2 separate regions of the Mus musculus genome follow, and region 1 is linked to region 2. Evidence: chromatin loops called from intact Hi-C (ENCODE). Cell type or tissue: left cerebral cortex. All regions are shown on one strand. Links, peaks and the distances in the headings refer to the core of each region. The heading gives the core; the rest is flanking DNA.

Evidence for each region. Hi-C counts contacts between places; a loop is a spot of excess contacts. Peaks named below come from ENCODE experiments on the same cell type or tissue, not always from the same donor. Only the 100,000 strongest peaks of a DNase experiment are listed, where the experiment ranks them.
Region 1: it touches region 2 in a loop (6-fold over the local background); 3 of 42 quality-filtered maps call a loop at or near these places.

The regions. Positions count from the first base shown.
Region 1 is chr9:58,173,697-58,176,609 of GRCm38, forward strand. Gm39344 (a long non-coding RNA gene) reads left to right here and starts at 893. Exons shown (of 3, transcript XR_870787.2): 1 at 893-1,164. In left cerebral cortex, for the core only: no CTCF peak of the experiment used is centred there; DNase peaks (open chromatin) are centred at 1,224, 1,443, 2,194 and 2,575; H3K27ac peaks cover 2,272 bases.
Region 2 is chr9:58,064,636-58,067,548 of GRCm38, forward strand. The region is part of intron 10 of Ccdc33 (coiled-coil domain containing 33); the gene reads right to left. It also overlaps a transcript of Stra6 not described here. Among named protein-coding and RNA genes, the nearest start is that of Gm16130, 34 kb to the left of the region's middle. In left cerebral cortex, for the core only: CTCF peaks have their summits at 1,500 and 2,402; DNase peaks (open chromatin) are centred at 984, 1,574, 1,899 and 2,309; H3K27ac peaks cover 1,996 bases.

The sequences.
Region 1 (2,913 bases), core at 252-2,751, 110 kb after region 2:
CTGAGATAAAACACTGACCAAAGGCATGGGGCAAGAAAGGGTTTTCACTGAACACTTCATAGAACACTGAAGGAAGTCAGGGCAGGAACTTGGAGGCAGGAACTGAAGGCAGACGGTGGAGGAGCTGTTTCCTGGCTTGTTCTCAGACTTGCTCAACCTGCTTTCTTATACACCCACTTCTGTAGGGTTGCCATCACCTACTGTGAGCTGGACCCTCTTACATCAAGGAACAATTAAGGAAACACCCCATAGACAGGCCCATAGGCCAATGTGATGGAGCCAGTCCCTCAACAGACATTGTCTCTTCCCAGGTAACTTCTGTTTGTATCCGATTAATCACAACCCAGCCCAAACTCGAAACTATTTTTCAGATGAAAATACCCAGGAGCTATGAAAAACATGTTGCTGCCATCCAACCTATTGCAGACTATGCACGTGTGATTGTTGAAATAACTCACAGACCAGGGGAAGCTGGACCCCAATATTATCCAAGTGTCCTGTTTAGTTCCCTCGCAGTGTTTTAGCTACAAGCTGTGAATCCCACTTACACTCCATTTTCTAGAGCATCAAAGAAGCAATATGGTAAGAGAGATCACTGGTGTGATATACTCAGACACTAGGGCCACCTGTTTCCTTCCTTTAATCTTTTTGTTTTGTTTTGTTTTGTTTTTTGAGACAGGGTTTCTGTGTGTAGCCCTGGCTGTCCTGGAACTCATTCTGTAGACCAGGCTGGCCTCGAACACAGAAATCCACCTGCCTCTGCCTCCCAAGTGCTGGGATTAAAGGGGTGCGTCACCACGACCCGGCTTAAATTGTTAAAAATGTTTCTTCTCACATAGAATACATCCTGGCTGCAGTTTCCCCTCCCCATCTCCTCACCAGTCCCCAGAAAAGAGCAGGCCTCCTAGGGACATCAACCAAGCACAAAAATCTGATGTTTTCAACAGGGCATTCATCAGTGCCTTTCTGAATGACAGAACCAAAATCCCTGTGGTTTACTGTAGAATGCCTGCTTGTTGGTTCAGATGTAACCATCTCATCCTAGCCTATGGTGATCCATATCCATACTGGAGAACAGACCCCTCCCTGCCAGGGGCAAGGCTGCAGCACAAGCCCAGGTTGGACTCCTCCCACTCCAAGGATGGCAGACAAGCATCTCTTGAGGTAAGCAGGAGTGGGTCACCTCCCTAGATGGGAGCTAGCTCTCAGGGTGACTTTCCTAGGCTGATGCACAGCTATTCAGCTGTGCAAATGGGAAAGTGGGAGGTGATGTAATCATCCTACCAGTCCCGGCTTTCCACGTGACTGGAGGCTATTAGTGACCTCAGGGTTTCACTAGCACAAAACTCCATGCTGGGGTGGGTGGGGGTGGGGAGGGCAAGCAGCTTCAGCTTCCTATGATGAGCCTACATCACGGCAGAGGGAACAGCTGGGCACACAGATCTGATGACTCCTGTTGTCAACTATCCACGGGGAAAACTGTGTTCTGTTTAGTTGCTAGGCTTGCAAGGGTGCTGCTGTACCACGCACCAGCCTGGGAACAAGCAGGCAGAGCATGCCTTTGGAAAATTTTCCTGAGAAAGATGGGCCACCAAGCCACAGGCTAGCCACAGCAAGGCCGGTTGGATATTAGTAATGTTTGGCCTGTAGTCCAAACCCCAAACATCATCCAGCTGAAGGGGATATGCTCCCCATTGCTGGATAATTGCATTGGTCCTAGCTGGTCGGTGTGACAGAGAAGAACTAATCAGATAAAAACTGGATTTAAGTGATTTCTTAACCAAAGGGAAGAGTCGCCCATCAGTATTAAGGAGGTCAGACTGTAATAATACTTAAAGATGCATACATGATTGCAAAAGCTTTCCAAAACAACTAAGTCACTTGGGTGGGGAGGATCAGGACTGGGGCCTGTGATATAACTGACTGGCAACATTCATGTATTCCCAGTCTACTTTGCCCAGTCTGGGGTTTTGTTAATTTTTTTTCCCTAAGTACGATGTTGGTTCTGTTGAGCAATGTCATTTTTCCATGCTTCTAGGGCATAATTAGGAATACCAGAAAGGTAGCAGAGATGTCTAGCTTGTTGGTGGGCAGATACTGATCCAGAAATAGTGCAGAGCTGGTCAGGAGTGATGAAAAGATAACAAGATACAGCTAAGCCGCCAGGGCTGGGAACAGACTGCATGCTAGGACTGGGGTTGAGAGGAGAGAGGGGATGGAGCGGGGAGTGGCTTGGGATTTTTGTTGACTTAGCTTCTTCAAGAACGCTGTGGCTTAGGCTTATAGCTCAGCTTCCTGCCTGTCACCAGGATAAGCCAAAGGCTGAGAATCCCAATATCTCTCTCTCTCTCTCTCTCTCTCTCTCTCTCTCTCTCACACACACACACACACACACACACACACACACACACACACACACACACACAGTGGCAAGACCTGGATGAAGTAATAAACATGAGAAAGCAAGGCCTTGAGTCACTTGAGTCTCTGGCAATATATATTTTTTTTATTTCTAAGCAGTTATTTTAGCTTCCTGTGATGCTGTCACAGTTGGCCATATGGACTCAGTTACTGTGAACCAGTCAGCAGCTGCTGCGGCGGCAGAGCCTTAGAGCTTTGCTTTAGCTAGGCTGTAACACCAGCTATGAGAGGTGCAAAGTTCTATCTAAGACCTGCTTGGGCTGCAGAGTGACTTCAAGGCCACAAGCCTGGGTGACAAAATGAGATTGTTTTGAAATAAAACTTAACCAAGTTAACTGTGATGTAACTCAGTGGTAGAAGAACACTTGTCTAGCATATGTGAGGGCTTCATATTCACCCAGTCCAGAGAGAGAGACAGAGAGAGAGAGAGAGAGAAGAGATATCTAAGGACATAACTCTCATGACTCAGAAGTAACTTCAGTTTGCCCACCT
Region 2 (2,913 bases), core at 146-2,645:
GAACTTTTTCTTTTTTTCTTGGCCTTGTTTAATGTACTATCCCTTAACCCCAGCACAGCTGATGCACGTTTGAGGTTGTGGGGGGGATAATGGTGCTTTTAAGGTGATGGGGATACAGGAAGAGGACCTTTTTAGATTCACCTGAATCATCACCTGACTCCATAACCAATTTTCAACGCTCTTCTTTTAACCCTTAGTGGGAAGATAGCAAAAGAGCCTGTGTCTACACTAGGTGAGGGCCATGTCCAAAATTAACTGAATCAATGTACCTTGGGGTGCATGGGCTTTCTAGCCACAGGGCATGCCCACACTTCAATCCACAAGGTCATGTGGAAAAGGTTTGACCTGGCCAGTGTCTGGCATGTAGGAGATGCAACTTAGACCTGTATAACCAGACAGGATGAAGAGGTGGCTGTCGCCGCTAAAAGAACCCGACAGATTATTAGTCCGTTTGCAGCAGCATTAGCAGTCACGTCCCTAAATTGCTCTTCAACATTGTAGAATCAAAGTGAGTCACTTTTTGGTCACTTCTCAGATGGAGTCACCAAGCTGAGCTACAGGGAGATTATGTGTGTGCCAACACAGGTGTGAAAACGTCTGTCATTTCACACACTTGGATGTATGTGTACACATGCATTAAATGCATGCACAATGGAAGAGATGTGTGCATGTGTATATCTGTGTATACATGACGGCCCCTGTGTAAACACTCATGTGTGGCTGCGTGAACGTGTAGACGTGTGTAGAACCTCTGTGTACAAATTCTCAGATGCTCCTCTGAATTTCTGCTAGCAATTTTTTTTTCCTGGTACACACCTTATCTTGGTCTCTTTTCTTTTCCTTTCTTCTTAGAAATCCATTACTAAAAGCTTTTTTTTCCACCCCACCTCCAGGGGAAGGGGGCTACGGAAAGGGGGAGCAAAATCACAAGGCCCAGATCAAAACACTCAGCAGCTAAATGAATTCGGCAGCGTTTTCCCGCATGACTTGGAGGGATAATTTAGTGAGGCCGCCAGCTGGAAGGAAAGGGATTAATTCTGCACTTAGCACAGTTCCAGTGAATAATTCATCACTGAAGACCTTTGTGCCCAGCCTTTGGGCAACAGGGGACATGTTCTACCCACCTGCCTGTTGCCTGTCTGGCCCCACCAGACTCCTGGCCAGGGACACATAGCTCTCTCTCCTTCTTGTGGTTGCAGGGTGCGAGGCAGAAGGCAGAGGGAGATGGCAAGAGACTGGCCATGCTATAACAGACCCTAGACCCTGAGGAGGCCCTGGAAGGCTAGAATACTCTGGGAGAGATCGGCATTTCCCAGTTTTCTTTTCTTAGGATTTAAAATACATTTTAATTGAAAATGTTAGTTATTATGCATGTTTGGTGTGTGTGTGTGTGTGTGTGTGTGTGTGTGTGTGTGTGTTGTACATAAAGGTCAGAGCACAGCTTTGTGGAATCAGTTCTCTCCCTCCACCTTTACATTAGTTCAAGGATTCACCTCAGGTTGGCAGGCTTGAGCCATCTCTGTAGCCCTGGATCTTTTGCTTTCCATGACTCCTCTCTCTGGGTTTTCTTGTTCTTGCTTTTGATTTAGGGGTGTGTATATGTGTGGGTTCCATGAGCAGGGACTGAGGGATCAGGAGAGGATGGTAGCGGACACTGCAGTGAGGAGGGGCTTCAAGGGGGTGAGGCTTTCACACTGTCATTTTCTCAGATATTCATTTCAGGCCCAACAGCGTGGATTTCTCATGTTCTTCAGGGGAAAGGACCTAAAACCCTGAACTACTCCACAGCTGTTTGGCCTGAGAAGCTAGAAAGAGTAGACTAGCTCGTAATCAGCTCTTAAACATTTCCTGGGCGCAGAGTCAAGTTGCTCACACCCCAGTACCAGAGAGGGAGGTGGAGAAGTTTCAGTAGGAAGCTGTCAGGTACACTGGAGCTGTGACCAATGCCAAAGCTGGACTTGGCCTAAGTGGATCTGGCTAGGGGTTGGGGGTGGGGCAATGGCCACTAACAGGCGTGGCTGGCCCTGACAGTGTTTCTGCTTGGACTAAGTTGTGGAAAGCACAATCCTAAAATGGATCCTCGGATCCCCACACCTAAATCTTTAGAACTGCCAAATAGAAAGCCATCACTTTCGTGGTTTTGTTGGGTTCTACGGCATAGCAGACCTCGAGACATGATGATCCAGTTCTTTTAAAAGCACAGCGTCTTTTCTGTCTTCTGAACAGAAGAAAGTCAGAATTTCAATGTATGCTGGGGACTAGCTGTGCCTGCTGGCTTCACAGTACAGGGACCATGGTAAGAAGGCATGTGGGCGGTCTCCAGGCGCTGAGAGCACCTTGGCTTGCAGCCAGCAAAAAATGTGGGCCACCAGTCCTGCACTGCAAGGAACTGGCTCCTGACAGCACCCCCAGAGGAACTTGGGATTATATTGGTCCTCATGTTATAGAAAAGAATGTAGCCTGTATACTGACATTTTGACTGCAGTCACGCTACAAAATATTGAGGTGGGGGTTAGGAAAGGGGTCTCACTAAGTGCGTGACCCAACAGGAAGGGACTGATCTCCTCTGGCATCCTCACGGAACTTTGACCCCCACCTCCTCAGTTAAGCAGGTATGGGTTAGGTTAGGTTGGGGTAGAGAGAGACCTGGGTCTCTGTGGCTCTTTGTTCTTTCCTCTTCCTAGTCTTAGCATTCTGTCTGACTTCCTGGGGCCTCAAATCCCTTCAGAGCTTTCAACTGAACCAATTGACTCTTCCTTCTCCTTGGCCCCAGGCCCGAGGGTTAGCACCCGTGAAGGACATTGTCACCCACTTAGGGGGTTATGGGAACTGACACATGTCTGATCGTCCCAGGCCACCACTCTTACCTCAGAGGAAAGCAGCTGGAAGGAGAGGTTCACCGAGGGGGCTTCT